Linked DNA regions of Homo sapiens: region 2 is linked to region 1. A link is an interaction called in ENCODE POLR2A ChIA-PET data of the cell type or tissue named here. Cell type or tissue: A673. All regions are shown on one strand. Links, peaks and the distances in the headings refer to the core of each region. The heading gives the core; the rest is flanking DNA. Region 1 has its middle 58 kb from the start of LINC01448. Region 2 has its middle 15 kb from the start of LINC01448.

The links. Peaks named below come from ENCODE experiments on the same cell type or tissue, not always from the same donor. Only the 100,000 strongest peaks of a DNase experiment are listed, where the experiment ranks them.
Region 2: POLR2A ChIA-PET joins it to region 1 with 13 read pairs; 2 of 35 experiments call an interaction of 5 or more read pairs at or near these places.

Annotation. Positions count from the first base shown.
Region 1 is chr7:42,646,099-42,651,482 of GRCh38, forward strand. No RefSeq gene overlaps it. Among named protein-coding and RNA genes, the nearest start is that of LINC01448, 58 kb to the right of the region's middle. In A673, for the core only: no CTCF peak of the experiment used is centred there; no DNase peak of the experiment used is centred there.
Region 2 is chr7:42,718,946-42,724,329 of GRCh38, forward strand. No RefSeq gene overlaps it. Among named protein-coding and RNA genes, the nearest start is that of LINC01448, 15 kb to the left of the region's middle. In A673, for the core only: a CTCF peak has its summit at 4,006; a DNase peak (open chromatin) is centred at 2,306.

The DNA of each region.
Region 1 (5,384 bases), core at 143-5,142:
ATAAAGTTGGACATATTTACAAATGACTCATGGTGATGACTTCCTTGTGGTTGTCAACATGCAGCCTCCTCATCCACCTCTAATTGCTGGGTGGACAGCCCAGCAGGTGATGTAGCTTCACTGTTTGTTCGGCAGGGGGACTGCAGGGACCCATCTCTAATATGACCCTTGAGCCCTGCGGCAAGGATCTGGCCTCATTTTTCTTGGAGCCACAATGCTTACCCCACTTCCTTCCTGCAGCAGGCACTTGTGAATATTTGTTGAAATGAATTTGAATCCAAGGCAATGAATGAGGATGCTAATTTCTCTAGTTGTCTTTCAGGACATAAGTAGGCAGGTTTATTTTTAGAGTATTGATGGAAAGTCAACACTTATGTCAATGTCTCTTCACTAAGTTGTTTTGCCTAGAGTCATAGAGCCTCAGACTTAAACAACCTGTTGGGGGTTACCTGGTCTTACAGGTCCTCTGTATACATTTATGCTTCTCCTGGGAAGCAGTGGCTTCTGAACTCTTCTGAACAGTACATATTCTACCACCATCTCATAAGGATGTCCAATAAAATCTATACTCAGATTTACAAATCAATTCTATTCATAGATGAGAATTACTCTTTTTTTGTCAAGGAAAAAACACAAGGGTGCTATGGTGTGAGCATGTGTTGGGAACTTAATCCCTAATGCAACAGTGCTGGGAAGTGGAGCCTAGTGAGAGATGATTAGGCCATGAGGGCTCTGCCCTCATGAATGGATTAATGCTGATATGGCAAGAGGGGGTTTGTCATAAAAAAGTGAGTTTAGTCCCCTCTCTCTTGCTCTCTGTTGCCCTCTCTTTGCCCTTCTGCCATGGGAAGACATGGCAAGAAGGCCTTTGCTAGATGCCACTGCCCCCCGCCCCCTCAACCTTGGACTTCCTGGCCTCCAGAACCATGAGCCAGTAAAGTTCCGCTCATTGTAAATTGCCCAGTCTGCGATATTCTGTTACAGCAGCACAAATTTGACTAAGACAGGAGGGTGATATAACTATCAAGTATTGTAGTAAGCATTAGTTGTGTTATTTTGGAAAGTGGAAGATATTTGACTTACCTCTTTTTAAATTAAATCATTCAATGTATACTAAATCTACATAATATAGTATTCTGTGTGTGTACTGCATGTAAACATATAATGCTAGATCAGTGAGCAACATTACTGATTATGTTGCCATGGCCTCCTTATTTACAGAAAAAGAATACTAGGAACACAGAGAAAAGGGGCATACCCAGGAACTTGTAGTGGCAAAGCCCATTAAAGGAAAGTGAAACATCAACAGAGCCTGGAGGATGAACAAAGATCAAGACAGAAAGGACAAACAGGAGAAGTGGAAAACAGAGAATAAAGAAGCAAGGTGGGAGAAGAGAAAAATGAGAGCCTGGTAGAAGTAGGAAAAGAAGAAACAGAGAGGACAGTGAGCAAGGGAAGGTGAGGAGTGGAGGAGAGGAGGAATAGTGAAAGGAAAGCTTAATGTAAGAGAAACTACAGTATAATGATTAGGAAAATGGACATTGGGGACTAATGGCCTAGGATGATATACCAACTCTGCTCCTTACTTGCTGTGTGATCTTGGGTAAGTCACTTTACTCAGTTTTCCTCATCTGTTAAATGGGAATAACAGCAGAGCTTACTTCACAGTAAAGTGCTGGGACAGGATGAGCACAACAGAAATGTGTTGTTTCTCATTATTGTCTTGTGATCCATCCCCTGATCTGGGGCCCTGGCAGCTCCCACATGTCTCATTCACTGTCAAAAATAATAAGCATTTGTGAACCCATGTCTTATTGATTTTTCAAGTCCTAAATATGAAAAACTTTCCCTAATACTATGCTAATATTTTTTTTCAATTTCAAATAATCTGTTCAAAGCATAATTACAGTGATTAGATTTCTGGAAGAATATAGACTTTAGATATTCTTTCCCATAAGTAAACCAAATCAGACCACATGTTTCTAATTCCTCAGATACATAAACATTGTATGTTGTTATTTTGGCATGCGGGGCAAAGAAATTGTTCAGACAATGAGCACAGGAGGGCTAACTCATGTGGTTGTCAGTGTAGTGACATGCACTTCTGAAAGGCTTCTGAGCAAAACCTATCCTTGGATGACTACATTTCCACTGTGAGCCCCAGCCTATCAGATGAAATCCATTTATGGATGTCACACTTCTGCCCTCCACTCCCTACCAGTTCACCCAACTGGCATTTCAGATCAATCTATGAATTACCAATTTATATGCCTAATGTCCTAGAGTGCATTGCTCATTGACACGTTGGCTATGCGAAAGTCCCTAAAAGTCAAGACAGGTTTAAAGTCCAGACAGATTTGATGGTTGTCTTGGATAGCTGAGTCTTTCTGAAGCCACGGGGCTATAAACACACAGAACAAATATTATGGTCTGGTCCTATCAGATTTCTCGGTTGTGATGAGCACATAATCTATACTTACAGGAAAATTTGACGTTTTCATTATTTTTATTTTCAAAATTGTGTCTTTGGTATAACTGACTCAGGGCAAAAAAAAAACAAAACAAATATTAACACATTAATTAAAATGCATAAAACGCAGGCTGGAAGCAGTAATTAAAACAGCTGAATTCCGCCTCAGGGGAATCTAACCTACACTTTCATGGGAAGTAGTTCAGAAATCCTGAAGAGTTAAAGTTCATTCTGGCCCTCATATAGTAAGTGTTAGTTCTCCATTGGATCTCAGCTTCTATACTATTCTCAGCAATTTACAAAATGTACCAAATAAATACTAGCTTTTTGAACTGAGTACTTTACGGTACAATCAGACTCCACATTACCCTCAATTTAAGGTGGGCAAGTGACCAAAGACAGTATAAACTTACCTATTGCTGCTTTCCTTCTTCTCCTAAAGCTTCTTTTACTCTCTGGGGTGATTTTAAACTAAGGGTCATATGTACAGATGTAGACGTGGGAAAGAAAGGGAGCAGGGACCAATAATAAACATTGAATTTTTGAAGAAAATAGATAGTATTTTAGAGGATTGTACTTGGGGATGAGGGTGGGGGGAGAGCAAATACAGGCAAGCCCTGCCAGTTCTCAGTGCCCACACCTGGTTTTCTGTGGCATGACTGTTCAAAGATAGCTTTTAACTTATGGTGTATTTCAAATATACTGCATGTACTACACACACACACACACACACACACACACACACACACACACACACACACCAAACCTTGTGCCCAGCTAAAAAATTAAAATTTGAAAATTCACTGAAGTCCCCATATCTCTCCCTGATCTCATCCTCCCCCATCACACACAGTAGAGAGCATTATCTGTGACTAGGTGTTCAGATATATCCGCACATGTATCTCTATATTGTTTTGTTTGTTTTGTATGTTTGCATATTTATTTAAACGACTATGTAAAATTCCATTAGCCATTTTTTAATTCTAGGCTAGCTTCTGTTATTTACTTGTCATTTTGCAGGATAATCATTTCTGCCACCAAATGGCTAGTCATTATGACAATAAAATGATGTAATTTAGAGGTTAAAAAAAAAAGTATACATCAACAATTAATTCAAAGCTCCATGAGGGCTGAAATGGGCCTCTTAGCCAGGGTTCTATTCTGTTTTCAGCACCTAGTGCAATTACCTGGCATAAACTTGGTGCTCAGTGAATATCAGGTGAGCAGATCAGCAGATGAAGACAGGAAGAAAAGACCTCTTGTCCCATGATCGCGCTTGGTTTCTCCTCACTGCTGTTTCCTCTGGTGGTGTAGCTTAAGTGCTGAAATCAGTCTTTCATTCCCACAACATATTAACATTGGAGCAATTTCAGTTGAAGAAATCTGCAGTGCATTTTGAGGTTGTAACCAGAGAAACAATGCAACTATTACAATTCTCTAAACTCTAGTAAAATGTATTCAGGCAGGACCTCAATCAATAACCCTGGAGTTGAAGAGAAAAGGAGGAATTGTTGAGCAAGGAGCTAAATTATCTTGTTTGAGTGATTTGATTTCCTCTAAATACAAGGTCACATGTGGCCAATTTAATTCTCCCTACTCATAAAGAAGTCCAGATCAAAACAACTAAATTGAACCCAAATTTCACAGTTCTTTTCCCTCAAGGCCCAACTCAGAAGCTCACAGACATCAATGACTGATGATTTTTATGACAAGCTCCAGTCTTGGCATAATGGGGTCCCTCAGTTCGTTTGAAGACCTTTTCATTTGTGATATAACAGCACTGTTGTTGGCAGCATTCGATGACATCATAGTCATAAAACTCAGCAACAGCAGGAAGATTGTCTTGGTGTCGAAGTGGGAATTCTGCCGTGGCCAACACCACGCCATCCTGTGTTCTTTGTTCAAGCTCAATGTTCAGGCTGGGTTGGCCTTATCCAGTTATGGGCAGTAACTAACGTGCAGGCCTGCTAATTTTTGATTGCTATGTCCAGCTAAGAAACACAGCTTGTCCCTGACCTTTGACCCCCAGCATTCTCCTGTTCTCAAGCCTTTAGGATTAGTAACTCAAGTAGCCATGTCTATGAGGGCCTTCGATGGGTGTCTAAGAAATGCAAACATGAAATTTCACCACCAGAAATTTGGCTCTTTAGATATCAAGGGCATTTCTGGCTTTGTTGGACTTAAAAAATCAAAATTCTCCAGGAAAAGGCCTGTCAGCTCTCTGTGGGGGAGAAGGAACTTGTGATGGTACAACATGGCCCAATTTCTTCTCTAGTAGCTGGCTCTATCCCTACCCCACTGGCCCCAGCCCAACCATGGGCCAAGTATGCAAGGCCCACACCTCTGAGGTCCTGGGCACTCTTAGGCCAAGAGCCAGCAGGGGATGCACAGGCAGCTCCACTGAGAGTCTAGCAGAGCCCTGCACAAACCTCAGCGATACTCCATCTGTCCTTGATGAGGACTAGAAAATGGTTCACTCACCCTCCATTTGCCTCAAGTGTTATTAAAAATAATCAAGAGTGGAAATAAATGTAACATAACTGGGCCACTGTAGAGACAGAATGTTGCTGTAAAAATCTGCAGAACAGAACTAAAATACCAGTCTCTCTAGGTAAAACACAGACATGAAAATGGCTTTAACAGGAGGTAAATAATATGAAGTCACATCCTCAGAAAGTGACCGAATCTGCCTACCAGTTACTCTATAGGAAGGAGGAGCTTTGCAGATAGACACTTCACTTTGTGCCTCCTGTTGCCATAAGACAAACCCAGGCATTTTCTATGAGTTAATGCCACTGTCTCTTCAGCACCCTGTCTCTTCAGCATCTTGGAAAGTAAAAACAAACCACATCTGAACAGGATCTAGGAACTGTTTCTCTCAGAGAAGCTAAAAGTGTTTCTTGAAGGCCATTGA
Region 2 (5,384 bases), core at 202-5,201, 73 kb after region 1:
TGCTCTCACCAGGGTCAGCAATGACCTTCCCATTACTGATGGAGAATATCAGTATCCCTACAGGTCTGCTGGGCAACCTCAATTCTTGCCTCCTCAGAAGAAAGAATTTGTCTGAGGAGCATAAGGCAGAAGGAGAGACCATGGCATATTTTAGAGCAGGAGTGAAAGTTTATTAAAAAGCTTTAGAGGCCAGGCACGGTGGCGCACACCTGTAATCCTAGCACTTTGGGCGGCCGAGGCGGGCGGATTGCGTGAGCTCAGGAGTTCAAGACCAGCCTGGGCAACATGGTGAATCCCCATCTCTACCAAAATACAAAAAAAAAAAAAAACTAGCCGGGTGTGGTGGCACGCGCCTGTAGTCCCAGCTACTTGGGAGGCTGAGGCAGGAGAATTGCTTGAACCCAGGAGGCCAAGGTTGCAGTGAGCCAAGATCATGCCATTGCACTCCAGCCTGGGCGACAGAGCGAGACTCCATCTCCAAAAAAAAAAAAGGTTTAGAGCAGGAATGAAAGAAAGAAAAGTATACTTGGAAGAGGGCCAAGCTGGTGACTTGAAAGACAAGTGTGCATTTTGACTTCTTTACTTGGGGTTTTATATGTTGGCATACTTCCGGAGTCTTGCCCTAGTTCTTCCAACTCCTGAGATCTTATCAGTAAGCTGCTGATCACCAGTTTCAGGTGTTTTCTATCTATTAGGAGCCTGCCTTCCCCTGGCGCTGGCTGTGACCAATTATTACTTTAGAGAGACAGTTAGCAACGGCCTGACCATCACCTGATGGTCACCCAACACTCCTGGTTGGGGTGGTGAGGTAGTGGGGAACCCTCCCCTGCCCTGTTCATGCCTGACTAGCTACCTACTGTAGCATTCTGTTTCCAAACACAAAGGACACTTCCCAGGCTGTGTTAAAATAGATTCATAATTAGTGCCCCCAAAAGAGACTTGTGTATATTTCCTTCAGTAACATATTGTTACAGTGTATAGCCATAACATCTCTTAGTCTCATGAAATTAGGAATGGAAAATAGGACATAACCACAAGCATGAGAGTTTTTAGATCAAAGAAGAATAAATTGTCAAATATTAAATACATAATTTGAAAATCTCAATGGAATAGACTAATATCTAGGAAAAGATTGACTCAAAAAGAAACAAAACCTGTAATAAAAAATGAGATCATCAAAGAATTTAGTGGTTTTGCATGAGATTTTCTTTTTTTACAATTGTCAAGGGAGATATATTTCCTGTTCTATTGGCTCCAAAGCCCAGGTCAGTGCTGTCCAATAGCAGAGCCACTACCTTCCTGTGGCTACTAAGGAGTCAAAATATGGCTCATCTGAATCAAGATGCTTTGTGTGTGTAAGTACATGCTGATTCCAAAGGCCTAGAAGAAAAAAAAGAAAGTAAAGTATCTCATTAATAATTTTTATATGGATTACATACTGAAATGATAATATTTTTCTTTGGGAACTTTAAATATATTGTTAAAATTAATTTTGCCTGTTTTTTCTTACTTTTTAATGTGGCTACTAGAGAACTTGCAATTAAATATGTGGCTTGCATTACATTTTTATTGGACAGTGCTGGTCTAGGAAAAGAAGGGACATGGGACAAATTGTTGTCAACAACTAGCAGAAAAGTAAGAGCAATCTTGGAAACAGTATCTGTGACACCTAACATGGACTGTGGTTTTACTATGTACCAGCACTGTGCTAAACGTGTTAATAAGCTATCTCATCTGTGGCCTCAGAACAACCCCTCAGGGCAGGCAACCCCTGCATTTTTCAACAGCATGGCTGTGACCTTGCCCAGGTCACACAGCCAGGGCGGGAAAGAGCTGACCCTCCAGCCAGACTTGCCGACCCCAGAGCACTTGCTCCCAACCACCTTGACACCTTCCTTCCCTCCATCCACCAGAAAGCGCTTAGGAAGGAACATATATAGCATGGCTCTCTTTACAACATGAGACTTAATTTTTTACGGTGTCTCTGCTGCTGAACTTGAAGCTGGTTTTCTTGTGTTCTGGAGTCCATCCTGGCATGACAAGCAAGGGGCTGGGTTCAGTCTTGCTGAATGGACTCAGGAGCCCATGATGTATGTCCGGAAGGCAGAAGAGAGGTGCAGAAATCCCCCAGGGCCAGGCTGGCCACAATCAGCTGCTGGTGGTTTGGCCATTTGGACTCTATTTGCATTCCTTCTGTGCTCCTCGACAGGAACAGGGCTTTTCAAATGGGCTTAGCTCTCCAAATCCACTCAAAATGTCACAAAATTAAATGAATGGTTTCTTAGACACCATGGGGAGTAGAAACCCAATAGCAAAACACTAATGGTTTCCTTTGCAGGAAGCCCCTTTGAGGATAAAAGAATTCATCTGAGAGTCAGATCCCTTCCTGGCTGGTGCATCCGTCCGCCACATGACAAGCAGTGGGGAAGTCAATAGCACCCTCGCCCGGCTCCACCTGTGATCCTGGAGAACAAGAGAGGAGCCGGCTGGAGGGAAGAAAATCCTGATCTTGTGATTTCAATTACAGGGAGGTGAAAAATTATTTGATATCTGAGCTTGCTAAAGGCTCCTATTCCTTCTGCTCCAAAGATCTTTCCTGCTAAACTGAACAAAAGAGGAGAAAGAAGTGGAGATGCATACTGAGGGGAAGGGGTAGTGGAAAAGAAAGCCGGCACAGCAGGAGGAGAGCAGATGACAATGCAGACACAAGAAAGGACTTCTCTGGATTCTTCCTAAGTGGAATTGACACAGCGCTGGCTCTTTCATTAGACTTCTCTCATCCTTTCCCCTGCTCTCGATCTCTCATGCCAAGAATTGCATTTGGATTTTTGAATCTACATTGATAGCACAGATTTGGCTGTTACTCTCCAATAATAATGTCACTTCGGCCCCCGTGTCTGGGGAAAGAGAGCAAGTATGATGGTGGCCCCCGCCAGGGCCCCAGCCCAGCCCCGGCCAGGCATCCTCTGTGATTCTCCTGGGAGCAAAATCCTGATGAGGCTTTTGACATGGTTCTTCTTTTCAACTAAATAAGAGAGAGGCCTATACGAATGGCAGCCCTAGCTGACTGGAGACATCTCACTAGGTGAAGGCAGTAGATTATATGACCATGGTGTCCCAGCGACCAGCATTCAAACCTGCCTTGACTTCTGGGTGTGCGATGTTGGGCAACTTCCTAAGCTCTTGGAGCCACAGTCTCCTCTCAAGGGGAGGAGAGTAAGGTTTACCCAGTACAGTCATGTGAGGCTAAAAGAAAATATATATATATATATTACTTAGCTCACATGAATACTTTGTGTCTCTAGAAGTCAGCTCCCCTCTGTATACAGAAAGAATCCTCATAAATTAGGCTTTTGGAAGAATAAAATCCTCTGTTCTATACAAGATCAAGATATAGCATCCAACAATGGTGAAATAAATTTGCCTCCATGCTCTGTTTGTAGTTTAGCACCATCAGCATTTTGTCTAACCTTGTCTTTAGACTCTGTGTACATGCAATTAAAATGTTGCCTCCCTATGTAGTGATCAAGGAGGATACCCTCTGGTTGTGTGGTGGCTGGGAAAAATCATCTCATTTTTACATTTCTGCTGTCCACTGTACTTACCACAAACATGTCACAGTGCAAAGCTGTGTAACTATAATATAAACATTACATAACTGGAAATGATAATATTTAATGTAGGAACATATGAGGGAAAATCAGCCATGAAAAATTCTGGCATGTTTGTTTTAAAAATTAAGTCACACTACCTTAGAGTCACACATTATAAATTTTGTCTCTTCATCTAGACTGCAAATTTGCCAAAGGCAAGAACCCTTTCCAACATCTGTGCATTTTCTTCAGCATCTGCCACTTTGCTTGGCAAAGGGGCTCCCTAATTAACATTTGTTACTTGGCTGATTGATTGATTAATTAAAAAACAATGATGCTTTGTCTGGAGGCTACAGAGGCTGAAATAAAAGAAGCATGGTTCTCCTTATTTCCTGGAGACCACACCCTCATCCTAAGACTTTGAGCGCCATCTTTGTGTCACAGTCCTACAAACACAAGAGCACTGGGAGCTGGAAACTGGAAAACAGCCACCACTCTGAACCTCTTGTAAGTGCAGCCTCAACTGCATGCACTACTTCTCCATCAGTGTGCGCGACCTCCTTGTGTTGGGAATCTGCTGAACGAAGCTCAAACCCACACAAAGCACATGTGAGCGGACCAACAGATCAGTCCTGGCTACAACCTAATGGGCAGGCCCAGTGTAGTCAGTGGGGACTGTTGTTGGAGACTTAAAGAGACACCAACAATGTTCCCAAATCTAGAAAGCTATGCTAAGGAAGGAGCTGAGGCTGACTTCGGCTTCAGGAACATGGGTTTGGTTGGAGGGCACCCCTGACAGTATGTTGAAAAAGCTATTGTGCTGAGTGGCCTAGGCCTCGTGTGCTGGTTAACACAGCCCACACCACACAGGGCTGTAAGGGGCCAGCAGCAGCCCATTCGTCAGTGCCTAACCCTCCCAGGCTCCCGGCTCTGAGTGGGCCCAAAATGAGCCCAGTCCTGTTCTGTTATGGAAGCAAGGCTCTCTGAAGACTACAGTGGGTGAAGGCGCGGGGGAGGAGAGCTCAGAGGACTTACAGAGGCTGCCAGTGCCCCCGTGCCTGACTTCCAACTGCTAGTGTCTGCCTGTTAGTACCTAAGTACTTCCTTCAGCTGCCAGAGCTTATTTTGCCTGCCCAAAAAGTAGGCTGCAAGTGCTAGAGGGGCAACCTCCCCCTATCCAGCAGCCCTCCAGCAATGATGGAGAGTAGGTGAGGTGGTGTAGCTCTCCCCACCAGGTGGGCTAATTCTGAATCACATGACCTACTCTGGCTCCTAGACTTTTCCAGTGGGATCATGCAACAATGCTTCCTGGGGTCACCTCCCAAATAAGTGACTTGCATTCAGATCCTTGCTGGAGACTTGCTTAATGCAGGTCTGTTTCTTATAGCTCAATGCAGAGTTTTGAAATTTTGACAATTGATAAATGCTGCAAGGAATGACCATATGGAAATGGTGAAGGTCCTTATTGTTATGCAGCCTCTAGGATGCCCATGTAGGAAGTTAGAATGGCCCCGGCCAGGCAGGGCTGGGTAATGCAAGCAAGAAGCTCCCAGCCTTCCTTCCCTCTCCATGGCAGCAGGCACAAGGATACATCACATTACCCTGTGAAAGACACCTGGCTGTGAAAGTTCTCCAGAAGCCAGCACAGCTCTTTCCTGCTCATTATTACACTGTTTCTGGTTTCTCACCAAGTCAAGGAGAACCTCATGGAACGCATATCACTGGCAGGGATGTACAGACAAGAATCACAACCAGCAGAGCTGCCATAAGAAAAATCCTGGCCATGGCTGC